6 separate regions of the Mus musculus genome follow, and all the other regions are linked to region 4. The links are chromatin loops, found by intact Hi-C in ENCODE. Cell type or tissue: left cerebral cortex. All regions are shown on one strand.

Evidence for each region. Peaks named below come from ENCODE experiments on the same cell type or tissue, not always from the same donor. Only the 100,000 strongest peaks of a DNase experiment are listed, where the experiment ranks them.
Region 1: a loop joins it to region 4, with 2.2 times the contacts of the local background. A loop is called at or near these places in 11 of 42 quality-filtered maps.
Region 2: a loop joins it to region 4, with 3 times the contacts of the local background. A loop is called at or near these places in 12 of 42 quality-filtered maps.
Region 3: it touches region 4 in a loop (3-fold over the local background); 4 of 42 quality-filtered maps call a loop at or near these places.
Region 5: it touches region 4 in a loop (4-fold over the local background); 18 of 42 quality-filtered maps call a loop at or near these places.
Region 6: it touches region 4 in a loop (5-fold over the local background); 7 of 42 quality-filtered maps call a loop at or near these places.

Annotation. Positions count from the first base shown.
Region 1 is chr9:34,766,590-34,771,589 of GRCm38, forward strand. All of the region lies in intron 1 of Kirrel3 (kirre like nephrin family adhesion molecule 3), which reads left to right. Among named protein-coding and RNA genes, the nearest start is that of Gm33561, 86 kb to the right of the region's middle. In left cerebral cortex, no CTCF peak of the experiment used is centred here; DNase peaks (open chromatin) are centred at 2,579 and 4,930.
Region 2 is chr9:34,749,902-34,754,901 of GRCm38, forward strand. All of the region lies in intron 1 of Kirrel3 (kirre like nephrin family adhesion molecule 3), which reads left to right. Among named protein-coding and RNA genes, the nearest start is that of Gm33561, 100 kb to the right of the region's middle. In left cerebral cortex, a CTCF peak has its summit at 3,083 (motif pointing left); DNase peaks (open chromatin) are centred at 126, 281, 1,243, 2,372 and 2 more places.
Region 3 is chr9:33,853,786-33,858,785 of GRCm38, forward strand. No RefSeq gene overlaps it. Among named protein-coding and RNA genes, the nearest start is that of Gm25439, 61 kb to the right of the region's middle. In left cerebral cortex, a CTCF peak has its summit at 2,561 (motif pointing right); a DNase peak (open chromatin) is centred at 2,589.
Region 4 is chr9:35,017,068-35,022,067 of GRCm38, forward strand. It overlaps Kirrel3 (kirre like nephrin family adhesion molecule 3), which reads left to right. Exons shown (of 17, transcript NM_001190911.1): 11 at 3,024-3,124. Among named protein-coding and RNA genes, the nearest start is that of Kirrel3os, 12 kb to the left of the region's middle. In left cerebral cortex, a CTCF peak has its summit at 2,541 (motif pointing left); DNase peaks (open chromatin) are centred at 5, 618, 1,238 and 2,534; H3K27ac peaks cover 1,463 bases.
Region 5 is chr9:34,854,693-34,859,692 of GRCm38, forward strand. All of the region lies in intron 1 of Kirrel3 (kirre like nephrin family adhesion molecule 3), which reads left to right. It overlaps Gm33561 (a long non-coding RNA gene), which reads right to left and starts at 502. Exons shown (of 4, transcript XR_001779121.2): 1 at 1-502. In left cerebral cortex, a CTCF peak has its summit at 3,080 (motif pointing right); no DNase peak of the experiment used is centred here.
Region 6 is chr9:34,052,494-34,057,493 of GRCm38, forward strand. The region is part of intron 2 of 7630403G23Rik (RIKEN cDNA 7630403G23 gene); the gene reads left to right. Among named protein-coding and RNA genes, the nearest start is that of 7630403G23Rik, 13 kb to the left of the region's middle. In left cerebral cortex, a CTCF peak has its summit at 2,139 (motif pointing right); a DNase peak (open chromatin) is centred at 2,162.

The DNA of each region.
Region 1 (5,000 bases), 250 kb before region 4:
ACCTCAGCAATGAAAATAGGGCCTGCCTAGGAAACGGGCTCTGGGAGCTGTCTGCCCTTCTGCTGGAGCCCCTGTCTCCTTCTACTAGTGAAGGACAGTGCTCTGCTGTCCCCTCTGCTCAGCATGCTGGGAGAGCTCCGCTTGGGATATCAGAGAAGTGACTTTTCTGTGTGCCCAGCACATAATGATTTTCCAGGGTGATGGGCCCTGGGCTCTAAGTTACGGAGGAGAAAGCCAATGACTCTCAGCACTGCTGCTGGGCCCCTCCTTGCTGCTGCTCACAGATGCCCCTTCTCAGTGGGATGAACAGTCCCCGTCCCCTCTCCCACCGGGCCAGAGAGAACAGAGCAGCTCAGCATTGCTCAGTATGCCATGCTGCTGCCTGGAATCATTGCTGAGAAATGGAAGCATAGACTGATCACCAGTGACTCCTCCCCCTCCCCCTGTCCTTCCCCCCCCCCCCCCGACACTCACACACTCCTGTCATGCAGTTCATTCATTGTCAGAAGGACCATGTTGCTGAGAAACAAACCTTGATGTTTCAAAGTGATTGGAACACATTGAGACGATTCTGCTGTGGTTACCTCGTTAAAATGGTCCTTTCATGGCAATGCAGTATCCCTCTGTAAAGGGACACTGACGTATGCCCAGGCTTTCAGAGGCTATTTTAGGATGAATGGGCTGCTGGGCTGGCTTTTGTGGGTCCTCATGAAATAAAATAAATCTGGAGGCCTTAATTCTGGGCTTTGTCTTCATGGCCAGACACAAAGCAAGGAGGATCTGGGAGGGGCTGGGGTAGTAACCAGTTTAAAGGAACTGGACTCATTAGCCTGACATTGCTGCTGGGCTGAGGGTGTGTAAGATAAATGACACACCTGGGGGTAAGATCTCACAGAGATGTATGGCCATCACATCTCAGGCCTCTTTAACACTGTGGGGCCAGACAGGATCACAGAGGAGATCTGCTACTCTGAAGAGTGGGGTAAGCCCACAAAAAATACAGTTCCTGGGACCCAGCTCACCTGCTTCCTGAGACTGCTCTCAGCCCTCTGAGAATGGTGTATATCAGTTGTGCTTCAAGCAGAGGGACAGCCAGGGGAGAGCTCAGCTGACCCAGGGATGAAGGGAGAACCAGTAAGGAAGACAAGGATATGCAAGGAACACCATGACATAACTTTGGTTTTCCAGCTCTGGTGCTCACCAAGTCCTTAAAATGAAAGGAAAGACGCTGAAGACATGGCTCAGCAGTTAAGAGCACCTACAGCCCTTCTGAAGGATCTGAGAACCCATCCCCAAACCATGAGTACCTCATGCCCTCTTCTGATCTCCACGGTCACCCACACAGACATGGCATCCACTCACACAGGCATGTACACATAAAATACAAATGAGTCAAGGAGAAAGAGGCTACAGGAAAGGCAAAAATAAGTCCAACCAAAAAAATTCCAGGAAGTGTATATGTCATGGTTACTCTGCTGGGTGACCAAAGGACTCAAAAGTATTTACCTCACCCTATTGGACTTTCTCAAGGATATAAATAGTCTCAAGATCCTGTGAGTTACTCTGCAGACCCCTTGAATTAGATGGATGAGATTGAAGGGGTCATGACTATAATCAATAATCCTTCATTATGACTGCAGCAGGGTAAACCCTGAATTCAAGATGTCAACATGAGCTCAGCCTCTGGTGAGCAATCCTTCTGCATGTGGCTCCTTGTGATGCTCTTCATTTATTGCCGAGCATCTAACATGCACTGGAAACAGCATCAGGAAATGGATGATGCAATAATAAGCAAAGGAGCCATGTGCCCTGCCCTGGAGGAGCTCACAGTCTAGGGGAATATATAGACATGTAAGTAGTTCTAATACCATTAAGTGTTTCAACAAATCATTGTGAAAGAGAGAGCAAGGCACAAGCAAGTGACCTCCTACTGAATGAAGAGGATCTATGAAGTCTTTCCAAGAGACTAGAGCTGATCTTAGGGGATAAGCCATCCAGGGAAAGGAAAAGGGAGGATATTCCCAAATAAAAAATGGCAGGTGTACGACCTCCAGGGCCAGAAAGAGCACAGCATTAGCAGGAATCAGAAGGCACAGAGGGTAGCAGTGTTCTTCCCTGTCTGGGATCATCCAGCCAGAGGAAAATGCTGCAGGTCACAGCAACCTTGCCTGACACCATGGAGCCTGTGAAGACTCTCACATTCAGAAGTTTGTTTGATTGGGTTTTCAAAGCAGCCCTGGGGGTTCCAGCCCCATTCTACAGATGAGTAATGAGCTTGGGTTAGAAATAACACATTAGCTGCTGTGCTAATGAGACAGGGAAGGAGGAGGGGGCACCACAAATCCATATAGACCTTCCTTCCCTCTGGTGCTGGTCTGGAGGGGGAGGGCATAGGTGATGAGTGCGGGAATCCTGTTCATTGATCCTAGAAGGAATAAATGCCACCTCAGGAAGCAAGGTGACTTAGCAAGAAAGACAGCTTAGGAACTGAACTCTTATGCACTAGAAATCGCAAGCTGGAGAGGGAACATGAAGTAACTACACCCACCTATGCCCATTCTGGAGTCTGAGTCCTTCCAGGGAAGATTTCTCAAGAAGCATAGTAACCAAGCTTGGGGAAACTGCCCTGCCTGTGTTCAGAGTATACTGCTGCCTATCCTCCAAGCTCAAGTCAGGGAGCCCTCCCTCCCTTCTCCTTCCTTCCTGCATCCTCTAGTCACAATGAGTTTTTAAAGCCCCTTGTTTCCATCTCTTGCCCTTTCCACAATTACTTTAGGCTTACACTGCACTAAGGGATATCTCCACTTCCTCTATCTCTCCCTTGTCTCTCTTCTCATTCCACCCAGTGGCTGTGATGACATCATTTAAGATAAAGCAAGGCTTTAGTTACAGTAGAACATTGCAAGTTCTCAATGTCTGATATGGGAAGTCTTCCATGGCTTTCCAGTGGCTACGTAGTGAAGTCCATATACACCGCCCCTGGGTCCAGCACTTCCTACAACCAGGTCCTAAGTCACTTTTCCAGCCTGTTCTTCCACTGTCCCGTCTCAGCTGGTTCTACAGATAACTGACTTAGTGTTCTCTATATGGAACAAAGGCTACTCAGTTTGGATCAGAACATTTCTCAAATAAGAAATCTCACAACCACCTTCTCCCACTTCTCTGTAGAGCAGTGGTTCTCAAGCTATGGGTTGTAACCCTTTTGGGGTCAAACAACTCTTTCACAGGGGTCACAAGAGACAATCCTGCTTATCATATATTTAAATTATAATTCATAACAGTAGCAAAATTATAGTCATGAAGTAGCAACAAAAATAATTTTGTGACTGGGGGTCACCACAACATGGGGGACTGCAGTAAAGGGTTGAGCATCAGGAAGTTTGAGAACTGCTGCTGTAGAAAATACTTTCCATCACCAACATCCTATGGGATGCTCCCTCCAATGAGACACATTGGAGTCATTCCAGAAGGGTGTGTCTCTGTACGTGTTTAAGGAAGAAGAGAAGGGATTAGAGAGATGGCTCAGTCAGTCACGTGATTATCATACAAGCATGAGGATCTAGGCTTGATCCCCTACATCCATGTTTTTTAAAGAAAAATACAGGCATGTGCTTGTATTCTAGTATTGAGAAAGCCAATACAGGAGAATCCTTGAGGCTTACCGGCCAATCAGTTTAGCCTACCTACTTAGCAAATTCAGGTCCTAGTGAGAGTTTCTAGACCAATACCTGAGATTTACCTCTGACCTCCACAGGCTCACGCATGTGCATACATGGGTAAACATACACAAACACACACACACACACACACACACACACACACACCACACACACAAACACACACTAGTTTACTGCTTTAAAAACACAAGCCACTTCAGTGCTATTGAGTCTCATGTTTATTTATCTGTTAAAAAATAGCAATAACTGTCACCTCATAAAATTGTTGGGATTACAAGAGATAATGCATGTGAAAGTGTTTAGCAAGTCTGGAGTTTAGCTATGATAATTATTATACACATTTTCAAATCATAATTAAGAACATATTTTTTCTTCCTTTAGAAATTCTGAGTCTTTACTGTCTAGAGAGTAACAACTAGCTACACATGGCCAGTGGGCACTGGAAACGTGTCCCATTCCAATTGGTATATGTATAGCTATAGCAGATTTTGAAGGCTTATTGTCTCAACAACAGTAGAATATTGAATAACCTTATAGTGATCATCTACTAACTTAATGCTGTGGATATGTTAGCTAAAATGAAACCTATTCATAAAATAAATTCACACATTTCCCTTTACTCACTATGGCTATCAGGGAATTTTAAACTGTAGATGGGGCTTGCAATGTACTTGGATTAGACAGCAGTACCCTAGAGGGTTGGATGTGTGCTGCTTCATCTTTTACAGCATCTTTTGGGAACACTATCAGTATTTGTCTACTGAATTGTGATGCTAGTGAGCGAGCGAGTGAACAAGAGAGCGGTCGTCTCCATCTGCTTGGCAGTCATGGGAGAGTATAAGCTGTGCTCCTGGCTTGTATTAGAATAGGTTGGGTGGAGCCTCAGGCTATGCCATAATCACCTCCCACAATGCTTTCCTGGTACCAGCCAAATCTAGTAAATAGCTCAAAACCCACCATGCCACTGCTACCACACCTACCAGCCTTCAGGAGACACCCAGGGGAATTGGCTCCACTTCCCTTTCCACCCTTCATGAACCTCTCCTAGTAACTAGTTAAAGTAAGTTGACTGGGAGAAGGGGAGGAATTACCTGCTTAAGGAGGAGCCTGTAGACACATCTTAACATCCCCAGTACCTTCCTGAGAAAGCCACCTCTGCCTGTACAGCAGGAGTATAGGGTGTGCTCTGCCTCCATGCAGGAAAATCAGTGACTTGGATGGGAAGCTTGGACTCTTTCCTACTGAGCTACATGACCAGACCATCTGTCTCCTCTGGGACTTACTGCCAGAGTAGGGAGAGGAGCCAAAGGCTCCCCTGAGCTC
Region 2 (5,000 bases), 270 kb before region 4:
GGACTTGGAGATCTTTCCAACTTACCATGATGCTTCCCATTCCGTCTGTCCCAGGGAGCACTTTGGCTCCCATCCCAAGTTCCCCTCCTCTCACGGCCCCCTCCCTTGCCAGCTCAGCTGGTACCAAATTAGCTTCTCAGGAATGCCAATTTGTCTTTCCTCTCTCAGGCATGTGGCACAGACCCTTCCCCAGACTGTATTCAACCTTTCAGAATGAGATACCAGATCCTTCTTGGCTGCTCCTCCTGTGCCCTCTCCACCTCCTCCCAGTCTCTCCCTGGAATCTTTCCAACTCCAGCTCTCCAGCTCCTATACCGGGGCGATCATATGCTGTCTTCTGGAGGGCAGAGCTGTCTGTGCACAGCTATTGATGACTCAGATTCGGTCTAGAAGCATCTCTGTCTGACTGATTGGTGAGTCTCTTTACATGCATGGAGAATGGGTATAAACACCAATTTAAACCTTTTGGATTTAAGTTGCAAATCATTTCCGGTTTTTCACAATCTTCTTTTTCTCCTATACTCTCTCTCTCTCTCTCTCTCTCTCTCTGTGTGTGTGTGTGTGTGTGTGTGTGTGTGTGTGTGTGTTTACATAACAGTGTGACAGTGGTGCTGGTTGGAAAGGCATCAGATCTATCAGATCTCTGTCTATGGGTGGAGGGAAGGTTTGGGACTAACATCTCAGGCTGTTTTGACCTCCTTCCTCTACGACAGAAAAGAAGTAACCCAGAGACTAGGAAGTTCCATGAGAGATCAGCAGTTAGCTGTACCCGGAGCTCTCTTGCCCCTGCTAAACTTGGAACATTGGCTATTATCAAATTCTCAGCTTCTTTATCTTACATATCAGCTCACCATGTCCACTTCAGATAATCACATGATGGCTAAATGAAATCATACAGTAAATCACAGGGCTTATCTCTTGTGAGGATAAGCTGAAATGGAACCCAGCTCCTTCTGCCCTCTCTCCCCGTTTGACCTCCAGGGTTCCTCTGGGGATCTCTGACCCACCTCTGACACTGCAATGGCTTTCTGCTCTTATGTCTGCTTAAAGAACAACTGCAGTGAAGGCAGGGCCAGGAGCCACCACCTATGTCCTCAAGCAGCCCCTCCTTTGCTTTTCTACCAATGGGTGTGGTGAGTCATCCTTCCCTGAGGAGTGTTCATGCCTGTGCAGCCTCTTGGAACTGGCTCTGCATTCCCCACCTGTGTGCAGCTAAGATCTTCAAAGAGTTACTTCCTGCTGAGCGGAGCCCAGCCAGCAAGCCCCCTTCCCCCTTCAGAGATACAGCACAGGAGAGGTGGATGTCTGGCTGCAGCTTCAGGCCACCCAGCCTGCAGGAACCTGAGGCAGGAGATGGAACTCTCTCCTGTCACAGCCCGGAGGCAGGCAGCCTAGGAGACAAAGCCCCATCCCACTGGGTCTTGAAAACCTGCCTCTGTTGTGGTGCTACTTGACCAGGTAGGAAATCTCTGAACTCCTGACCCAGAAAGACAGGGCTCTTGTCATAAGGAGAGGGATATTTTAACTTCCATCCACGAAGCTCCTGAGGAAAAAAATTAAAGTTCTGTCAAAACAGGTTAGTATATTAGCAATCATGGCTCGCTACCATCTGTATTTGTTCCACTTGTGGTGTTTATGACGGTTATCCACATTAATTATTTCTCTGCTAAAGTCCCTTTTAATTTCTGAACACTGTTATTTCTAAGAAAGATGGATATTAGATATGCCACACATCAGCACAGGGTGGCATTACAGCATGCTATTAAGTTCAGATGCTGAGGCCCAGCAGAAATAACTTTGTTATTTGTAATCGCAATAAAGTATTTTATGTTGTGACTCAAAAGGAGAAACAGCATTGGTGAAAACTGACTTCTTCCTTCAGCAATGACCCTGAATTCACCAAGAAAGACAGAATCTGCTTAGACTGGGGTAGTTTAGCATCCAAGAGAATGCTGGATTGGGGTGCTGTGACTGTACTTCAGTCAGCTGAGCCCCAACAAAGAGTACTTGAGACCCTGGGTTGATTCCCCAATATCCCTTAAAATGAGATGGTGAAGACAGGCAGGTCTGCAATGTCATCCCATTCTCTCCAGAGGCAGAAGTGGGGGATAAGGACTTTAAGGTCATTTTCAGGCTCAGGTGGCATGAAGTCCACCTGGGCTATATCAAACCCCACCTCAGAACAGCAAAAGAAAAGTTGGTTTGAGATTCCCGAGCAGGACAGAGGGAAGGTATGTGCAAACAGTTGTTCCCAAGCCCAAGGAGAACTGGCAAAGCCCGGTTCACAACCAGAACTCCCAGAGATGCTGATTCAGTAGACATAGGGTGATGTGTACTTTCTATCACTGCTGGCACATACACCCTGAGGATGGGAACCACCCACAGTGTTCCGCTTATAAACACCAATCACATGTCTACACACCAGCCTTGGGAGGCTGCCTTCATTGTTCTATAAGAGAATAATTCAAATTCCTCCTAATTTCTGACAATCAGCTCCAATAAAAGTACCAGTGGGTTTAACAACTAAAGACCAAGAAGGGCAGGCATCCTTGAATAAAGCCAAAGGGGGGATAGAAGGAGCAAAGGAAATCTTGTCTGTGGAGTGCTTTGTGACAGTAGTTGTTCTGAGGTGATCCGGGCTAGGTGAGCCCAAATGCATCCTCAAGATTCCTCCCCATTCAAGCATGCCTTGGCTTCCCGTTTGCTCATTCACTTGTCAAAAAATATTCTGACCATCTGTGATGCACAGGGCACTTTGCTGGCCCCAGGCCCATTGGTGTTAGTGAGCAGACATGCTTTGGTTGTCAAGGGTGACAGACAAATAACTATAGTAGGGAAAAGTCCACAGCCATGAGCTGGAAAAAGAAGCAGATCTGCTTTGAATAAAGTGGATCCTATTTACATGAGGTGCAGAACAAAATGAAAGGCAGCTAACAGGAATCAGCTCACTCTACTGTAGTCTGCCTTGAGCACCCTCAGATGCCCTACAATCTTAAATTCAAGATAGCAAATAACTCTTTGTTTCAAGGGTCTAGCGCTTATACAAACTGGATTCCTGCTTCTGCTGGGGACATAGCTCCCCCTGGTGGTCGGAGGCCCAAGTTCTCACAGGCTACAATCTTTCCAAAGTGTGTTCAACAGGCATGCATGGCTTAGATGGGGATCTAAAGTCCAGAAAGCAAATAACCGCCTTGATTCCTTTGAGGGGTGCTCTGTTGGGTCATCTGAAACCTTCATTAATACCGAGTTTAAATCTCACCATCCCATTTTGCTGGGTGTTGGAATTTCAGGCAGTTAGTGAAGCTCTCGGACCCCCTATTTTAAGTTATTGCATTTGGATTGTAGCAAAAAAAAAAAAAAAAAAAAAAAAAAATGCTACCAAGCAATCCATTTCAGTGGATTCATTTAATGGTGCCAATAAGGAGCTGGTGTGAAGATTAAATATGACAACAAAATAACACCTAGCTTCTGGCAGGCCCTCCATGCTGCTGTTTTTATTTTAAAGTTTCAAATTCTTTCTTCTCTGCATCCTGCCTTCTACTTTTTCTCCCTTCCTCTCTCTAACCCTTACTCTATCCTCTCTTCTCTTGTACAGATCTTCCTGCTTCCTCTCCAGCCTTCCTTGCCCTTTTCCAACTCTGTCCTTTATCCTTCACAATCACCTTAAACACAAGTGCTCGCTCTCTCTCTCTCTCTCTCTCACACACACACATACATACATACATACATACATACATACATACACACACACATGAATGCACATATACACATGCACATGTACAAGCACATGCAAGCACTTGCACCATGTACATGCACACACAGAGAGAGAGAGAGAGAGAGAGAGAGAGAGAGAGAGAGACCTATTCTCTTTCTATTCACTTCTTTTTTTGTTTTGTTTTGTTTTTGTTTTTGTTTTTGTTTTTGTTTTTGTTTTTTCGAAACAGGATTTCTCTGTATAGCCTTGGCTGTCCCAGAACTCACTTTGTAGACCAGGCTGGCCTCGAACTCAGAAATCCACCTGCCTCTGCCTCCCAAGTGCTGGGATTAAAGGTATACACCACCACAACCCGGCTTCTATTCACTTCTTTTCTCCATCCTTCTTATTCCCAACCTTTTGTGAAAGTTCTTAGAGCCTATCATTGGACACATTCAGATGCTAAGAAGGTAATTTGCATGTTGTGCTAAGCCTAAAGGAGCCATTTTCCCATGAGTAGTGAACACTGTACCTCGTTGCCTGTTCTTCAGACAGGAACTGGAAGCCTGTCTGCATGAGTCACACTAGAGCATGGGTCCCTTCGCTCATCTTCGTCAGTGCTGGTACTTCAACACCCTGCCCCCTCTCTGGTCCTTCTGAGTTCTCTATTTGCAGCATCTCATCTTTGCATCCCTTGCCTTGACTCTTCCCTTTTCTTCTCTCTTCTCTCATCTCCCTTCTTTTCTGTATCACTTCTCTGCTACAGCAGCTTCTGTCTTGTCTTTGATTTGCACCACAGCCTGTGTTTCCCCCTATTCCCAAACTGCATTTTCTCAAGTAGCCTGCAGTAGCTCTTCCCTGTCACTGTAAAAGCTTTTTCATCTCCATTTGGAGCCATTTACCCTGATCATGGCTCTCTCGGAGATCACACTGATGAGACCGTGTGGTCTTTGACTGTCAACAATCCCCAGGAAAGACAAGTATATACTTAAGACATGCATTTTAATTTGAAGACCCCCCTTCAGAGGCTAGTGGGTGCAAGCAAAAGCTGCCAACAGACCCAGCCTGGCCCCAGTGGTGCACAGAGCTCTTTGGGAGGGAGACTAAGAAATGCTGAATAGTTGCCTCTCTTTCCCCTACAAAACAGATGGGGATGGGATGGGCAGGCCAAGGCTGGCCTTCTCAATTGCTTTCTTTCTCGGCTCAGTTCCCTGTGAGGAGGAAAGCAACGGAATTATCTGATGACAAAACAGAAAGTAGCTTGGTTGTCTGGGCATTGTTCCTGGGGTGAAGGGGTAATCGGCTT
Region 3 (5,000 bases), 1.2 Mb before region 4:
TGAACACAGCTTTTTTTTCATCTTGAATTAATAACTACTTCCTTTCTTGTCAAACACCCAACATGCCCTCTGGTCCCTGCTTCTTCTTACCTGTTTCTTTTAATCTTCTGCTCTGCTCACTAGGACACACATTTCTACATCACAATTTCTGAATGTTTTCTTTGGACGGACATTGGAAATTGAACCCAGGCCCTTGCTCATGCCATGCTGTATCCAAGCTACTCTTTCCTGATACTTTTAAAAGACTCCCAAAGAGATAACCAGGCTTCACAAATAATCAGAAGTTGGGAATCAGTAATGCATGAATTACAGTAAAAAAACTACAGCCCACTAAATTTTCTGCACAATAAGGGCATCCCTGTGGTGTCTTGGTACGTATGTAACTAAACCTGAAGACCTGGTGCTTTTCACAAATGACCTCAAGCAGCAGATACTTTTCAACAAATCTTGTAATATTTCTCTTTTTTTCCTCCCACCAGTACAAGGTGCATACCCAGCACTAATGGTAAGGTATTGATGCTTTTTGGCGATGTCTCAGTGCACCCTCTCTGACCTGCTGGTACTGCAAGCTTTAACAAATAGGAGCACAACACATTTCTGTGGGGGCTCCTAGCATTCCTGTACCCATACCTGAGTCTGTATCTGAGTCTGTGCTATGAGACTCCCTGCCATGACACAAGGCCCATATCCCCCAGCAGCATTTTTTGCCCTCTGGGGCTCCACATGCCAAGGACTCTTAGCTGCTCATCTTCACTCAGTACTATGAGAAACTACCGAGGTCAGAAGAGAACAAAGACCGAAGTGATGAAAAGTGTTCAAGGCAGCATATTCACCTCCATCCTTTGCTGTCAAAGGCTACCCTCTAACTCCTAATGTGGTTGGATAAATAAAAGCCATAGGCAGAGGTTTTGCTTTTCTGACCTTCATGGCTGAGCACCTAGCAGAAAAACTGCTATTAAATGCTGCCCTTAAATCATTGCAAATGTGGCCTTGTGCTGAAGCCTCTGCCTCCAGGTCTAATCATTTCTTGCGTCTTGTGTTTCCTCTGACCATCACTGTCTCCTCTTACTTCTTGTCCCCCTGAGAGCCATGCTTCTTAGAAGAGGAAGAAGACCTGAATTTGGGGGTGTAGCTGTTCTAAATAATGCAGCATAGATTTAAACCTGGGCCAACAGCACATTTAGCAAAACTATAAAACAGCCCCATAAACTTTCAAGGAGACTTCATGGAAGATGTTGTTATGTAAGACCTACTAAGTCTCAGGATGGCTAATAATTTTGCCCTATCTTTTTATAAAAATTTTTGTTCATAAGATCATTTCCTATTACCTCTGCTTAATTATTATTATATCTAATACAGATGCCACAACCATTCACTCTCAGATACAGAAAACAAGCTCCAAGAGGCTGTGCAATGTGTTTGAGATTTCATACCAGTGGATGAGAGTGGAGGGATGATTGCCAGGGATCCCATGCAAGTTGAAAACTTGGGACTCCTTATTTTTAAAGACAAACAATAACAAAATAAACACCAAACTAAGAATTTCAAGGTAGCAACCACAGAACATCACAATAAATGAGATGTCTTGAACATGGAACCCGGTGACACTGGCCAAGAAGATGATACTGTTAACCTGCAAGTCAAGCAAGGACTCCCATGAAACAGCTCCAACGTTAAGCTTTAAGCGTATCTTTCTTATTACTCTCTGGGTGGGTCAGAATTCCATCACAGCAACTTCCTCTCATGTTGCCATGTATTGTTTAATTGGTATATATCCTGGATTCACTATTATAACTCATGACAGTAGAACAATTAAAGACTGGAGACCACTCTTAGTTCTCTAGAGTTTTATGATCTAGTCCCTCCTCCATCCCTGTGTGCTACCAAACAACTTTGTCTACCATTCTTCTTAAAAGAAAGGGGTAAAACATCCCATAGATGAATTTCCTTGTATTTTAAAGCATCAGTGTATGTTCCATTCTTTAAATATCTTCCATCACATGAAGAGCTCTTCTCCTCTTGCCCATATTTAAGTTGTAAATAAGGGAGAGAAGAAAGGAAAAGACAGAGGAGGAGAGAGCGGGATGGATGAGAGCTATAAAGCTCTGGCTGTGCAGATGACTACGGACCCCTGCTTCTGCGCTGTCATCAGCAGACTTCACTCCAGGGCTGACGTACTCTGCAATTTTTACAGTCAAGACACATTTGTGAAACCAAACTGGTTATTACTGTGGAGGCTCCTGCCTCAAGCAACCATTGGAAAGTTTTTCTCCCTGAAATCTGAACATATTCATCACACTGTGTGTTGTGCTTCTGGACTTGCAATTAATCACAGCTCATTTCAAGCTTCATTAATTAATACTAAGGCCAGGGATCCAGTAGAGGCCCCTAATTTCATCTGCAGTATTTTTAAATTATTATTATCTTCCGGAGGAAGAGTCATCAGAATTAAATGAATTATGTTTAGATTCCAACAGTGCATTGCTGAGAATTAAAGGAAATATTAAGATCACCCCCATGAAGGAATTCTTGGGACAGCAGATGCTTCCTGTCGTGGTGAGGTGACATCTGGCCAGCAGAGGGAGCAGGATGGGAGAAGGAGTTTAGGCTAAGTAGACTTAGTAACTGAAAGATTGGGAGGAGAGGCAAATGGAGCCCACCAGGCAACTTTAATAGAGACAAAACCAACAGTAGAGAGCTGCAAGATCCCAGGTAGCCTGGTCTGGTGGTTCTGGGTGTGTGTGTTGGGGTTAGTGGTGGTGGGGAGGTCATTTAATGTCTCTAGTCCTCAATTAAAAGATTTCAATGTTAAGAATCTTGCTGTGATTTCAACAAGGAAAAGAGACCATTAATAATACAAAGTGATTCCCAAGGTACAAGGAAACTGCCAATGTACTGTTAACATAGAGACTGGTGGTGGTTGTCACTGGGCTAAGATAGTTACTCTCATGGCTGCTTTTTATGGCATTTGTTTCCTACACTGAACAAGGCAGGCCTATCTCTGTGTTTGATGAATGCTCACTATTTTTGGCAACTTCAACACTTACAACATCATTGCTCAGCCATAATTTGTATATTCACTGTTTCCTGCTAACATGTCACCTGTTGATCAACTGCTGGAAACTTTTGAATTTGAAATGAACCATAGGATGGAAACTGGGGTTGAGTTATTAATAGAGCAACATCAAAATATGGAATACTTTGTGCATCAATTGATATTTGTTATCATAAAAGCATTAAAGAGAGGATTTTCTAAAATATCATTATCAGGCCTTGGAAGAAGGTACAGACATGTTCTAGGAAAGCAAGGGCTACATAGAAAGATGTTGCCTGGAAACAAACAAACAAACAAAACAACTAAAAAATCTAATATTAAAATTAGAACATATCATAGGGTATAATGCTCTATGAATCCTACCTTTAATGGGACATCTTTTCTCGCACTACCTGCCGCACTTTGGTCATCTCCATCACTGGATACAATCACTTATGTATCTCTGAGTCTTAACACAAGATGCAATATACCAGTGGTTCTCAATGTGGGTCGTGAGCCCCATATCAAATATTAATTTGCAGCAAAATTGCAGTTATGAAGCAGCAAAATAATTTTATGGTCTGGAGACATTGTGATATGAGGAACAGCATTTTATAGAGTTAGGAAGATTAACAACTGCTGCTCTGTTCATTGTTCGGGGCCCTCACAAGATACAGTGCTGGTCTGAAATCTTCATTGAATTTTGTAAGTATTCCCATGCAATCATGGCCCATATTCTGCTACTTGTCACATAGTCATATCACACAACTCTAAATAACATGTACATGTTTTGTTATCCGGTATGTGTGGTTATTTTATACTTATGTCACACTTAGTGGATGGCGCAAGTTCTGAACTATAAGGCAAATTGTCATTGTCTTTTAAAAAAAGATTTATTTATTATTATATGTAAGTACACTTTAGTGGTCTTCAGACACACCAGAAGAGGCCATCAGATCTCATTATGGATGGTTGTGAGCCACTATGTGGTTGCTGGAATTTGAACTCAGGACCTTCAAAGAGCAGTCAGTGCTCTTAACCACTGAGCCATCTCTCCAGTCACTGCCATCGTCTTAACAACAAAGAGTGCATTATTTCAAACCAAAGTGTTATAGGTGACTCACTTGCTGTTACCTCTTGATGAAATCATGAGAAGATGAAAATATTAGAGAGGAGTGACTGCTGACAGTGTAAGCTATTCTTTTTCATAGAAAAATAATAACGAATGTATGTTAAAGTAATGCAAAATACTAAGGAATGTATGTTAATCATAAAAAGTCATAGCAGAGTAAACCCTGAAGCCAGAAATATAACTCTTATTATCACTATAAGAATTATGCACTGTGCATAATGACTTGTTGAATCTCCATTGCACTAACAGTTCAGAGGATCTGTCTACTCCAGCATTACCATGAATATATATACAGCGTACCTGGTACTGATATGATGTGAGGACTACAGAAGTGTCTGTAGGAGACACAAATGTTTTCACTTTGTTGTGACCTTATGGGGACACCGTTGTATATGCAATTCATCATTGACCAAAATACATTACATGCACAGGGCTGCAAAGAAGTGTAATCAATAATAAACAGATAAATGAATACTAACATATATGGCTCTTCTTCCAGACTTTAAAATGCCCAGGGGCAATGCCACTGTCTTTTCTGTCATTTCTATATCAGCTCCTAGGGCAGTGTCTATGACATGTTAGGTATTTGATACTTATTACATGAATGAATCACTTGAATGAATAAGTAGGGGTCACGCTGGGTCGAGTCTTATTTTCTAAAAGGAAACTGAAGCACTCACAAAGCAAATTACTTGTCTAAAGTCACACAATTAATTATCAAACACATTTGGCACTATGCCAAGCCACACAGCCCTGGTTTCCTTGGCTAGACAGCCTCAGACAAATGTCTGTTCTTCAGAGTTGCTCAATCTGCACTCCGCCACACAGTTACAA
Region 4 (5,000 bases):
ACGACTGCCTGTCAAACACTGAGGGGTGGTAGTGTCAGACCAGACCTGGATGCTGAGAGGAAGGTGCCCATAAGACAGCTAGAACCAATGCAGGACAGACTCAAGAAGTCTGGCAGCAAGATGGAAGTTTCAAGATCCTGGTACAGTGCAAGTGCACACTTGAGCTATGGTCAGAAATCAGGGTTGCCTTTTTATAGGAGTGAGAAACGCCAAGGCCTAAACCCCACCACCACCACTGTGCACTGCTGTGTGCTGCCTCAGGTCAAACTCCTGAGCTTCAGGTCCTTGTGTGAGGCTTCAGGGTCCTGGCCCGAGAGCAGGGTGTGAGGCAAATTCTGAAAATGATCCAAAGTGACTATATCTCAATGCAGAAAGCCACCCACAGACAAATTCATCTCTTCTCCTTCTTTGTGGAAAAAACCAAGCTCAGCTTGATGTCTCTTCAGCATCCCTGCGCTGTCCCCATTACTCAGCTCCTGCCCAGTGGTTCCTCTTCTCTTTCCAGAAGGGCAACTGCTGCAGAGACATGGTCAATCTACTCCAGCTAACCAGACAGCAGAGCATTCACACGTCACCTCTCCCTGGCAGAACCCAGACTCCCAAGCCCTCCTGCCTTTCCTGTGTGTCCCCAGGATGCCACCAATAAATTGGCACTGCAGGGCTAAAAATAACAGCATCTGATCGCGCCTCGGTATATCCATGGCAACACAGGCTGCAGCCTTTTCCTGCCGCGCCTGTGTCTGACACTCCGCTCAGCGCGCCAGGCCACAGTGAAATCGGCAACCCTCCCCACTGCCCGCTCTGGGGAGGGCGCTGAGGAGCCAAGCTGCCATGCCTGTTGTCAGCTGTGACCCCCCCTCCCTCCAAGGCTCGGGACCCTCAGACACACACTTGCCTGGAGCTACTAACTGAGCATCCTTGTGTCTAAGGGAAAGGAAGGAGGGGCTGGCGTTTTTACTGTTGCTTTAAGACATTCAGGCATTTCTTATTGGGAACTTAAAAAGACTTTGGGGGGGGGGGGAAATCTTCCTTTGCTCCTGGGAAACACACACACACACACACACACACACACACACACACACCCCTCAGAAGGACCCACATTCCAGCCTAGGCTCTGGCATCCAGCCAACAGTTATTCTGTCCATTTTTCCCCCACACCCTGCATGGCTTCCCTGGGCTGCTGGGTAGAGAACGGCTGAAGGAATCATCAGGAGGAAGGGAACTGCCCCTTGCTTATTCTCTGCTAGTCACTGTGTGACTGGGACCTAGAAAAAAATGATGCAAAGAGAGGAACATGCCAGCCACCACAAGAGCTGGGAACTGTCTATCCTGCCTGTATTTGGAGAACGGGTGGAGGGGTGGTGAGGTGGTAGCCGGCGGCCCTGGCGTCTAGAACACACCCATCTCACAGCCCTCCTCCTGTGAGTGACAGCCAGACCTGTGGCCTTGGGAAATGAATTGGCACCACTATAATCTGAGCTGGATCAAAGCAGGTACCAGGAGGAAGGGGAAGATAGCTGCCAATTACCCATTGGTTCTCCGAGCCTGCTTTCCTTTATCCTAGTTTTTTGGTTTTCTTTCAAGAAGCCAAAAAAAAAAAAGTATATGTATTTGTTGACAGCTTTTAGAGACCCATGAACCCCCTGGGGATTCCTAGTTCCTGGGAAATGAAAGGAAAAGATTCTTTATGGTATCATCACTTACCCCAGCTGCAAAGCAAAGCATCACCCAGGTGCCACAGAATGTAGTCGCTGTGGCTCGAAGCCAACGGCTTCTTGGAGTAGAGGAACTCTGGGGAGGAAAGCCAGCTTCAGCCCACTTCTAAAGCCTTCTGTGGACAAAGCTCTTACCTTGAGGTCTCCCATATCTGTGCATCAGACAGAGCTATTCCCATTCCGAACTCAGAAGCCATCTCTCCCAATACCTGTTTTTCCCCTTGGCTGAGAACCACTCATAGAAATGCAAATCTGTTTTAATTAAGGTGGTTAATAAACAGCAATTATGTTTGCGGCAATTTTTGTTTTGTTTCCAGCATAATTTTGCCTCTTCTCAGGATCTCTCCCTCTTAGCCATCTTTCCTGAGGTCTAAATCCCAACCATCACCCCAGGGACTGGGATCACGCGAGAATGTTTTCATCCCTACCCTCATTCTTGAACCAGTCCAGCCCAAGTTATATAAAGGAGATAAAGGGCAGTTAACTGGAAGTGTCAGTGAGACAGGCTTCACTCCAGGTGCTATCCCTTGGCTTGCACACACACACACGCGCGCGCACACACACACACACACACACACACACTGATTGGGATAATACTGAGTCAGGTTTGGAGCTGTGGTTTCAACTGGCCTGGCTGGTTGTGTATGTGGAGAAAAACAAGACAGTAAGCTAGAGGATCTTCTAGGACCTGTATAGGATTAGGCTATGAGGTCAGCTAGCCAGACATCCCTTTTGCAAGGTAATTCCCACCCTTGGTGAAGGAACAGCGCCACTTTCCTTTCCTTCGTGGCCCAACAGATACCCAATTTCTTAGGCAAGTTTGCCCTCTGCTGGAAAACTGAGAAATTGCTTGAATTCCAACAAGGAAGCAAGGCTGGATGGCATTCCCATGCCATCTGCTTGGCAATCTTCTCTCATATTGGTGGTTGCCTCGACTCCCTTCCCAAGCTCACCATCTCCTTTGCAAAACACTCCTGCAGATAGAATTATTCTCTCTCCTCTGAAGCCAGTTAGTCTTTATCTGCACCACTCCTGTGGCATGAATACTCACCACCTTTCATGTTATTACTATATCCTGGGAATTCTGTCTTGGACGCATTCACTCGCGTTCCCAGGAGACGTTTATGACGGAATGCCTAATTTATCTTCAGGTCCTCTACCTCGCACTCTGCCTTGCACGCACAGGTCTTCTGTAAACGTTTGCTGAATGCTTGGATTGGTGGACACGCTTCTGAACCCATCAAAAGAGGGTGCCAGCTGGGGCTCTGCCCTTCCTGCATCCCCAACATGATGTCATCTTCCCAACAGGACCCCCCATCATCTCCAGCACACAGACCCAGCACGCCCTCCACGGAGAGAAGGGCCAGATCAAATGCTTCATCCGGAGCACACCACCGCCTGACCGAATTGTGAGTGCTCCTGGGAGGGAAGGTGGTGAGGTACCCACAGAGCACCTACACCCCGCCCCCGGCATCCAGCGACACGGGTGCCCCCCCCAAAACTGGTGCAAGCCTTGGAGCTCCCCTTCCCCTCCATTAGAATGAAATGATACCTTGCTGTGTCTTGAGATAGTATACCCTGAAGATGAGCTAAGAGGAGGCAGCCTCCTGCCTCAGAGCAGGCAAGCTTGGGGATAGTATACATGCTTCCAAGTGCTAACACTGGTGATTCAGACTGAATTAGGCACCCTGCGTGCAGAGGACAACTGAAAACAGCAGCAGGAATGGACAACTCATTTCTTTTCTTTCCTGGGCTCAAAGCCAATGTCATAAAATTGTAAACTGAGTGCAGTTTACTGCCAGCAATCCCCGGGCCTCCCAGAATTATCCTCTTCTGCCTCTTCTCCTCCTGGTGTCCAGGAGGTACTCTGTGCCTTCCATATGGAGAAGCCCCCTCTAAAATGGCCATTGTATTATCCTTTCTTCCTCTAACCTCACAGCCTCCAGGGAAGACCAGACACAGCCCACCTAACTTCCCACCCCCACCCCCCAGCCCACCTTCATTGCACCTTGGTGTTTACATTTCTTTTATTAAGAAAGACTTAAAAAATTAAATGTATTATCATTGTGTGAGTAGGATGTGAAGGTGGACTGAGTGCTGAGATCAGCAGGAGAGATCAGAGGACTTTGTGAGATCAGTTCTCTCCTTTCACAGTTATGTACATTTTAGAGATCTAACTCGGGACACCCGGCTTCTGTGGCAAACACCTAGCCCACTAATCCATCTTTCTAAGCACAATGCACCCTCACCACCCCACATCGATCTGAAACTGGTAGCTGCTCCAGTATAAAAACAAAGAAAAGGAGAGCATTGCGTAGCACTTCTGAAGGCAAGTGTTACTTTAGTAACCCCGTGCCTCAATGAGGGTGTCTTAGTTACTTTGTATCACTGTAGGGAAACCAGAAAACAGAGTTTATTTACAAAAGAAAGCATTTAATTAGGCTTGCAGCTCAGAGCGTTAGATAATGTCCATGATGGCAGAGCAAGCACACAGTGGCAGAAACAACTAAGAGTCCACATCTTGATATGCAAGCAGAAGGCCTACCCCCAGTGACACACCTCCTCCAACAAGGCCACACTTTCTAATCCTTCTCAAACAGTTCCACCAGTGTAGATCAAGTATTCAAACATATGCACCTATGGGAGCTATTCTCATTCAAACCACGACAGATGGTCTTACTAGAAGACTGCCCAGAAGCCAGCCTGCAGTATAACAGTGCTGGAAGGCTGTAGCTCAGATGGGCACTGCTCAAATAAGAGCCTATGTGTGCCAGCAATGCTGCCTGGTAAACTAAGACATTGGTAGAAGATTATTGCTGTTAAATGTTGTCCCAGGCATCTGTTTCATTTGCTGTCTGAAAGATTCACACAACATTGCAAATAATTGCACATAGTCACTTTTACCTCTGTCTCCCCATTCACTTTTTTTTTAAACTGTAACTATAACTTGTGGCCATTGTAAAAGATTCCCCCTCAAACACCCTAGAGCTTTTTTTTTTTTCCATCATCTTTTTCTTTATAGCTATTTATTTCTGGGCTAGTGGCTCTCCCTAGGTCCCCTAGAGGCATCCGGCAGTGTCTACTGACCTTTGTGGTTGTCACAGCATTGAAGGGTGCTGGCCTTAGTGAGTAAAACCAAGGATGCCACAAACAGCCCCACAGCTGGGAAGGAAGCCAAGCCCTCACTTGTGCTTTCTGGCATTGAACATGGAGCAAGATTACAGAAATGGTGGACATGATAAAGTTCACCCCTATAAACAAAGAGATGGAGATGATGGAGCACAC
Region 5 (5,000 bases), 160 kb before region 4:
TAATGCGATCACAGCGTATGTGTGCAAGGAAAGGAAATGCCAACACCATGCCTCGTGGATGGGAGCAACGCCCCCTACACCCGTGATTTCTCTCTCTATCCTGTTCAGTTGCCAAAGGCATATCACAAAGGAAATATACTCTCCAGATATGAAGACAAGAAGGCCACCTAGAGATTACCAGGATATTGAGACCCACTTGCTTGCACACGAGTCTCTCCAACCTTACTGGTAATGTCTCCCGGTAAGACATTGCCTAGCTTAGCCCTGGCTTGCTGACAGCATCATCCATGGAACATTAATAAAGACACCAGAACCCAGGCACATTCACCCATCCCGCAGAGATTCTGGCTACTTTGACCTAAGGGCCTCAGCATTTCAGTGTACCTTTATTTTTGTTAAGAATCATACATGAGTACTGTGTTTATATCATTTCCACCCTCCCTCTCATTCCTCCAGTTCCTCCCATGTCTCTTCTCCTCCCTTCCAAATTCATGACCATTCTTTAGCCATTACTAATACATGCATTGGTGGGTGGGTGGGTGGGTGTATACATAAATACAACCTGCTGAGCCCATCTTGTGTTGCTCATAATGCACCTGTCTATGGGTGACCACGTGGGACGACTGTATAGCCTTTCAGGGGTTTGTCCCTAAAGAAGATTGGTTCTCTCAAAAGCCATTCATTGCTGGCAGCTCTTCATCTAAAATGAGGCCTGGGGGCTGGAGAGATAGCTCAGCAGTAAAGAGCACTGACTGCTCTCCCAAAGGTCCTGAGTTCAAATCCCAGCAGCCACATGGTGGCTCACAACCATCTGTCATAGGATCTGATGCCCTCTTCTGGTGTGTCTGAAGACAGCTACAATGTACTCATATAAATAAAATAAAGATTAAAAAAAAAAAAAAGGAGGCCTGGTGAGATCTCTTCCTCTCTTCCATCCACGTTGACGTGGTATACTGTTCAGAGCTCTCTGTGGAATTCTAGCAAAGAGTCAGGACTAAACCCCATCTCTTCTCACTTCACATTTCCTTCTGTGCTTGAGGAAACAGTCCGAAGAGTGGCAGCCATTCATCCAGGCTCGCACAATTATTTGGAAACAAGAAAAAACAAAAACAAAGCAAAACAGTTTTCCTACCTTCTGACTTCCAATCTAGGATCTTTTTTTTTTAATTATTCATTTGTTTTATATATATGAGTGCTCTGCCTTCACATACACTGAAAGAAGGAATCAGATCCCATTACAGATGGTTGCTATGTGGGTGCTGGGAATTGAACTCAGGACCTTGGGAAGAACAGTTGTTGCTCTTAACCACTAAGCCATCTCTCCATCCCCAATCTAGGATCTTCTGTACTAAGTTATCTGGAAATTAACATCCTAAGTATGGACCACTGGATGCAGTAAGGAAAAATAATAACAGAGCTAACTACTTCTCCAGCTTCTAAACCCACCACAGTAATTCCTCGTGTGTGTGTGTGTGTGTGTGTGTGTACATAGGGATTGAACCCAGGGCTTCCTGCATTCTACACACATTCTACCTCTGAGCTACACCTCAACCCTACCCTCTCCCTTCCTGAGTCTTCTCTGCTTCTCCCTCCTCAGCCCTGAACCCTGTCTTTAAATGCAATGTCAAAATGCCAGCCACAAAGGGAGACCTCTATTCAGTTTTCAGCCAAAAGAATTACACAGAAAAGAACCTCATCGTAAATCAAGAGCCAAAAGCAATTCTTATAACCAAATTAAGGCCCTGAGCATTCAGCAAGGCCTCTTTAGAAATCAAGTCGTCAGGTTCACTCCCCTGCTGGAGAAAGGCTCCAGAAGTGGGGGGTTGGGTGGGAGAGCAACAATATTAAAATTCCAGAAATGTAATCTGAAATAAATAAGTGATATTTTCTGGCCAAGGTAATACAGGGGTTTTAGTTCCCAATGTGATGGAGCTACTTTACATTTTAATAAATGCACATTGAGAAAATAATATTATTGCTCTGATATTGGGAGATTATTTGTGAACATAAAATATTAGGACTTGTCAGGAAGGCATTTATTTTCTCTTCCCTTCTTTTTCTGCTGCAATATTCTCTCACCTAATAGAAGATGATTGCAAAAATAATTATATCAAACTGTGGCCAACACATACAAAATAAATGGGGGAAAAATGAAGGTTATCTGGCGTTGGATGGGAAACATGAGAAAGGGGAAGCTCGTGGAAGCAGGGAAGGTAATTGTGCATCAATCAGATGATTACAGAGTGGGTGGGAAAATTAAGGTGACTGATTGGCTGCTAGGTGTTCTGATCCCAGATGGAAATCAGAACATGGATCGGAACTCATTAGCCAAATTATCCACTTCCTATATTCGTGTGCTTTAGAAAACAGTCTAACCTTACACTGTGTGTGTGCGTGTGCGCGTGTGTGCACTTGGTTCACAGAAGCCACAGCCAATGTTGATGGTGCTTGAACTTCCAAAATAACACTTACTGGGGTGTGTGCATTATCTGCAATGGCATTCTGTGATTTTTAATGTGCTTCTGAAGAAGCTTGTATCAAAACCAAATAAAAATAAAAGGGAGGACACCTCCCCCACAACTTACACACTCATTCATTTCTTTTTAAAAAAATCTAACCTGTAGGTGCCAGTCTATAATCACAGATATTTAGGAGGCTGACACGGGATTGCCATGAGTTTGAAGCCAGCGTGGACTAGTTTGAGGCTAGCAAGACTCTATCCTCCAGAAACTTATCTTCAGTAACTTACAAGTTCCAGACAGCTTGTTAGCACAGTCAGATAATGGGAAAGCACAGAAAAAAAAAAGTATAAGAGGATCAACACAGAAACGAACTCACTCTGATCATGACGGATCGAGCACTCATTGTATGCCAGGGTGCTGTAGCCTGCAGAGGCTTTGTGAACCCATAGACACACTGCTCTCTCCCTTGGAACCTGTATGATGGTGGAGATCGTCCACCACACAGACCAAACTGTGTAAATCCGGCAGTAACCAGCGCAGTGAAGAAAAAGGCCGTGTGAGATGAGCATTATGCTTAAGTGTGAGCGGAAAAAGAATTAGCATTGAAGACTTGGTCCCAGCAGGTGGCGCCATTGAGAGACTGTGTGGGCACTAACTCTATGGCTGTATTACTCGGTTCACACCAGAACTGGCTACTACTAAACAGTGAGACCCGGTTGAAGGAAGTAGACCCCTGATGCATACCTTGGAGGCTCTCTCTGTCTTGTCCCCAGTAGCACTTTCTCTTTCCTTCTCCTCCCGGCTTCACTCTCATTCCTATTCCTGTGCTCTCTTGCTCTGCTCCCTGGCTGCCAAAAGGTGAGCTGTTGTGCTCCACTGTGCCCCTCCCTGTTTTAAACTTCCCCTTCAAGGCCCACAGCAAGCATCATAGCTGACCGCTCTGAAACCGGGAACCAAAACAAATCTCTCTATCTCTTAAGTTGTTTCCAGTATTTTGTCACAGCAACAGTTGGCTAGCATAACGCGGTGATTGGGAGTGTGCAACAGGCCTGCCAGAACCAGGCTCTGAGGAGCCCCGTGGAACAGTGTGTGGTCTGAAGGCAGGCAAAGAGCAGAGCAGCGCACTGTTGGCAGCCGAAGCCAATGAGCCAAACTCAGACATAAACTTGGCTAGGCCAGATCTAAGACAGCAGATGGGAGAGAGGCAGCCCCGATAATCAGGGCGTACATAGGGGGCTACTGTGCCCTTGGAAGCTAGAAGTAAGGGGCGGGGGGGGGGGGATAAGACCTGGTGCCTGCCATCTCTGTCACAGATGGTCGAGAGACCTCCGTGTAGGTCTTAGAGATGTATATCCAATAGTCAAAACTTCCCAAGCTGGTCCCCAGTGACATGGCTAAAGCTGCAACATCTGGAATAGTGTTCTTGGCTTTCTGAGAAAACAGCTTTGTCCATACCTAAATAGAGACCACTGAGGTCAGTTCCACTGGCCAATGCTCTGAGGGAGGTGGTAAGCTTTCCAAGAGACCCAGAAACAGATGCACCCAGGCAGGACCCATCCTCCCACATGCTACCTGAAGTCCTAGCCCACAAAAGCAAGGGAATGGCCCCTTCAAACTTTCATTATTGGCTCCCCCAACCCCTTTGGTCATAGCACCAGGTCATGTGTTTGCCCAGTGGTCCACAAACCACAGCTCCTCTTCAGACTGAGTGACAACAATGTTGGTCATTATCCCTTCCTTATTGTCATGAGGTGGAGGACAGGCCAGGTTGGCCTGTCATTCTTGAGCCTCATTGCTTTGGAAACTGTTCACCAAAATATTCTTGCAAATGGGACATCAAAATGAACCCCAACCTCCAGGCACCATCCCCAGGCTGTCTTGAAGCAGGCGACAATGTGCATAATGGCTAACAGCACAGGCTCTGTAAGTAGGTCAGACTCATCTTTGCAACTGAACACATGTGTGACATTGGCCAGTTTACTTAACTTTGCCAAATCCGTTCTTTCATTAATAAGCTGAAAATCATCACAATACCTTTCAACAACATTGCTTGTTCTGTGGATCCAATGAAGCTACTATGTTTATAAAAATTTTACCTCATCTTCTGTTACACAGTAAATGGACAGTTGGTGTGACCTGTTCACAACAGAGAAACTGGCACAGGAAGAGTGGGACCCATGTGTGGGTGGCTTTCAGCCCTGGCTGCATGTTACATCACCCTGGGCCTGCCACCTCAAAGCGACTCCTCCAAACAATCAAATCTGCATTTCTGCTCAGGAATTAGGGGTCAGAGTTTTTACAGCTCTTTCAGGTAATTCCAACTTGCAGCCAAGGTTGATGGTCACCAGGACACGACCCACTACCCCAGTTCTTTCCAGATCCATTGGGGATCAAGTTTCTGTAGGTAAACATACTTCAGAGGTTCCCAGAAAAGAGCTTTGTGCCAAGCTGTCCCTGAAGGGCTCCAGCAGGCCAGAGCATGGCAAACATGACACTGTCCCTGCCTTTCCTTCCCCCTTACTAAATACCTTTAGCGAC
Region 6 (5,000 bases), 960 kb before region 4:
ATCCATAACTTCCTAGTGCTGGCAGTTTGTTTTCCTGAAATAGAATTTCCACTGTCAATTCCATATTTCTAATATGCTTTTGAAAATCACATAGGCACACTTAGTAAGAGAATTCTTCAGCAAATTGACAGCCATTTACTTAGGTTCTATATATAAGGAATTAACTAAGAACAAAAATTAAACCTTAAGTTTTGTCACACAAGGTCTGTAACACCAGTCTTCAGCCACAGAGCTTACTTTTTTCTGCCTCCTGTCTGCCAGGTGAAACTATTATCAGTGATCCAGATAATTATAGCCCTTCTGTGAGTGCGTTTGCCTCACAATAAAGTTCCCAATTCTAATTCACACTTGGGTTCCAGGTGATTATTTCATCTCTCGGTATTTATGAGTGGACTAGTTTGTGGTTTCCACGTTGCTTAGATCTTTCCCTTTGTGAAAATGAAGCAGGTTAAATGTCTGTGCTTAAATGCATCTAAATTCACATGCAGGAAATCATTTTCATCTTCAGCTCTGCAGACTGTGGTCATTTGTCAGACAGATAGCTTAGCAGCAGTCCACTCCCACTTTCTCTCTCCTGCTGCCCTGGAATCAGTCTCACTTCATTGCTTAAAGTGAAGTTCCTGCTGTGTTAATTCCTAAAATGATATACTAATTTTTAAGTGTCCTGCATAGCTGGCTTTTGTGACAACTATCAAGTACAAATAGAAGCTGGTTGCCAGTGCCCAATGGCAGAGCACACCATAAAGAGAGAGACAGAGACAGAGAGACAGAGAGAGACAGAGGAGGTGATGTGTGACAGGTATCTTGGAGGAGTTAAGTAGGGGGAGTGTGGTGAGTGTGAATTGTATGTATGTATGAGATTCTCAAAGAATAAATAAAAACACTATACATAAAAGCATTCAGTGAGCAGTCTTTCCTGAACATCAGATATGTTTTGGCCTTTATACATCAAGGAATTGGAACTTATTATAGAATGTATCACATTAAGGAGAAGTAAGAGGGGGATTCTTAAGGCAAAGAACATGGGGAAGAGACCTAAGATGCAAACAGGAGTGAAATAAAAACATCCTACACCTCATCATCACCATGTCCTGTTAAGGTGGCTAAAGCAGTTAAAAGACATTGCCAACTAGAATACTAAAACTTTCAGACAGCAGGAGAGCTCTGCAGATTTATTCAGAGACTGAAAAAATAGGTAATCTATAAAACAACAAAGCATTTTGTAAGGTTAAGCATGAGAAAGGGCTACAAAATTGCAGAAAGGAGTTTTTCAGATCTCTCTCTCTCTCTCTCTCTCTCTCTCTCTCTCAGTCTGTCTCCCACAAACACACACACACACACACACACACACAATCACCCTCTATTTTGGTTTCCTGTCCAGCTGACATAAGAAAGGCAAGCTCATAGAGGAAGGCTTGGTTTTGGCTTACATTTCCAGATAAATAGGGATCATCATGCTGGGTGTGGTGGTGGGTGGGGCATGGTTGCAGAACCCTGAGGTCAGCCTGTCACATTGTACCAGGCAGTCCCAATGAAGAGAGAGAACAGGAAGAAGGACCAGGCTAGAAACCCTCAAGTCTTACCTTCAGTGATATATATTTTCTACCAAGGCTCTCCTTCCTAAAGATCCCATCACCTCTCTAAATAGTAGTACCACTAGTTGGGGAACAAGTGTTGAGAGCCTTGAACCTGTGGGGGAAATTTCACATTTAAACCCCAATACCCCAAAACAGAACCATAAAAACTTAAAGGAGTCCCTAGGCTAAATATATTGCCTGTGCTAAGGAAACTAAGCATTTAAATGGTTACTCCAGCAAAGGGAAAAATGTATCTCAGCGACTTTTTCTCTATTTACGTTGAAATTTCTTATCAGAAACTCTATTGCTTTCCAAATCCCTATGTTTGTCCTTCAGATCAGTTCCCTCTGGGTTCCAGGAAGAGCGAACTGGCTTGAGCAGAAGCTAAAACTGCTGCATGGATGTGTCCAAAGTTCAACCCAAATCAATTGAAAATATCCAAAGAAAAGAATGGCTTGAGGGAAAGACAGAAAGTGGGTGGAGTTGGAGAAAAGAAATAAAGAGAAAAGAAAGTCCTTTTTCTTTTTCTTACTCTGAGCCCTGAATGCAACCTTGGAGCCACCAGATGGCAATGTTGCAGACCAGCTCTCATAGCCTCTGGACATAGTGACAAGGGGAGAGAAATAATAAAAGAAGTTGTGCCCCCAGATAGCAAACTGCAGCCTCATATGGGTGGGTCAGACCTAACTTCCAAATCTTTAGTGGACAGAAGGAATTTACCGACTGGGTTTTCAGAATTTCTCTGTTCAGCCTCACCAGCCAGCTCAGCAGAGAGCGAGCAGATTATTACCAGAGAGCTAAGATTTATGGAGGACTCCAGAGCCATGGAGGAAACCCAACTTAAGACCTCCCAAGAAGCACTTGGGACTTCTGCCCTTGGTTCTTTCACCTGACTGGCTCCCAGTGCTGTCCCTCCATGCAGGTCCCCAGCCCTCCAGCAGCAACTGTCCACACAGCCATTTCTAGATGTGAATGGTGCAGAATTACCAATAACCACGCCGGCCAACCAAAGAATGCTTCCATTGATTTCCTGTGTTGTAAATTGATCCAAATAATTTCTGTGGTTTCAGGGGTTCATTAACTCGCTAATTTGAAATAATCTGAACATAAGCTGAGTTAAAGTTTTCTCCTGCCTTGTGTCTAGACTCATTTAGCTCAATTTCTTAGAGCACAATACTAAGGAAGCCAGGATTTTATGCGCTATTTGTTCTCTCTCTCTCTCTCTCTCTCTCTCCCTCTCTCTCTCTCTCTCTCTCCCTCCCTCCCTCCCTCCCTCCCTCCTTCTATATATCTATGTCTAATCATCTGTCTATGTCTCCCCCTCTCTCCCTCCCTTTCTCCATCCCTCTCTCTGTTTCAGGGTAGGCATCTAACTCGCCCTAGATGACTTCTGGAACTAAAATCAGAAAAGAAGCCTGAATGTGGGGGATGAAGGAGACAGGAATATGAGGAAGGAAGGGGAAATGGCTTGGGAAATAAGAATACACCATAATACAGTCTCTGGTCATAGTTTGATGCAAAAATAGGTAAACAAAATTTCCATTGTCCCTTGAATTGAATGAAGCTATACATATATGCAGAATTCAGAATATTTTTTAAAGAACTCTGGTAAGGCAGCACCTAAATGAAGGGTTGAGGAAGATGTCAGAATTCAAAATATCAACCAAGTGACAAGGACAATGAGTTGCATACTTTTTCTCTCCACTGTTCCATTGTGGATACACAATAGCATAAAACAAGGCAGTGACCTTGAGAAGAGAGAATTTCAGGAGAAGTGAGAGACACACACAAGTACCCCCACCCTCAGATGACATAATCTGCTCAGTAGAAAAATTCCAAGAGAGATACAGAAGTAGGAAACCAGTTTATCCATGTCAACCAACAAATAATAAGTTGGTTCTCCACATAGTGGATAGTTTGAAATAATTAACAAATTTACTGTCTAAAATAGCTTCAAGAAAAAAGAAATGCTTAGATGTAAACCCAGTGTGCTCCACTGCATTGCATCTCCATGCTAAAGAACACTAGTAACAGAAACCCATGAGGAGTTAGTGTACAGAAAACAAGCAGAGCTTATGGACTGTAAGACCTAAAAGGGCATAAGAGTTCATTCGCAAATTCATCTTCAGATAACACAATTTCAGCAGTAAAATGCAATGGAATTTAAAAGTTATTTAAAAACAGCCATTCCATGTAAGAGGAGGTTTATATATTAAAAGTACACACACTCACACACACACACACACACACACACACACACGTATATATATATATATATATATATATATATGTATATATATGTATATATATATATGTATATATATATATACATATATATACATATATATATATAGAGAGAGAGGGATAGATAGATGGATAGAGAGAGAGAGAGAGAGAGAGAGAGATAGGGATAGATAGATAGATAGATAGATGAAAGAGGTAGAGAGAGAGAGAGAGAGAGAGAGAGAGAAATTTGACAGCACCAATAGCCATTAGCAAAGTACAAATTAAGGCCACATAGGTATTGCTTCATACCTAGTAGAATGCTATGATGAAAAAGGCATTCTGTCAGTGCCAAGCTCTGGTTAGCTCACAGGGTGGCTCATATCCCCTTTTGCTGCTAGTGGTCATGTGAAGCAGTATAGCCATGTCATTTCTCACTTTGATAAAGCTAAACATGTATTTATTGTTTATATGAATCAGAAATCCTATTCCTGGAAATGTTATCTCAGAGAGAGAATTTTTTTTTCTATTCACACAAAACCAATACCTCAAGTGTCTGTAGTGTCTCTTGTTAAGAGTTTGCAGATCTGGAAGCAATCCAAGTGACTTCTATGAACAAATGCATAAAGAGTGACATCGCATAAAGAATGACATCGTCCTACAATAGGACTCCTTCCAAAAGGGTAATCTGCTGGTAGGCGGTTCAGACAAACATCAAAAGTGTTACATAGAGCCAAAGCATCTGACTCAAAATTCTAGTGCGTATTCTTTTCTATGGCACACTTGGAAAGGCAGTCACAGTGATAGAGATGGTATGAGAGTTTGCCAAGAAGATGCGGGCTGTGTGTGTGTGAAGGAGTAGTGCAGGGATTATTGGGCTAACATATCACGTTTGTGTTCCATGGGTTTATTAACAATCTAAGTGACAATATTTATAGAACTATGCACCCATCCCCCACCCTCAAGATTCAGTTTTACACCACACGTTAAGGTAAGAACAAAGTTTCGAAACCCAATTGCTGCTGACAAGTGATTGATAATATTTGCTTGACCTGTGTCAAGGAGAACACATTTTGTTCTGAGAGGGGAATTACTCACACTCTTATAGGACAGTTATTATCTTACTTAATCCACACAGTTCTCTGCTGTGTTAAGTTCTGTTAGTCTCAGCTTAACAATGAGAGGCTGTCATTCAGAACA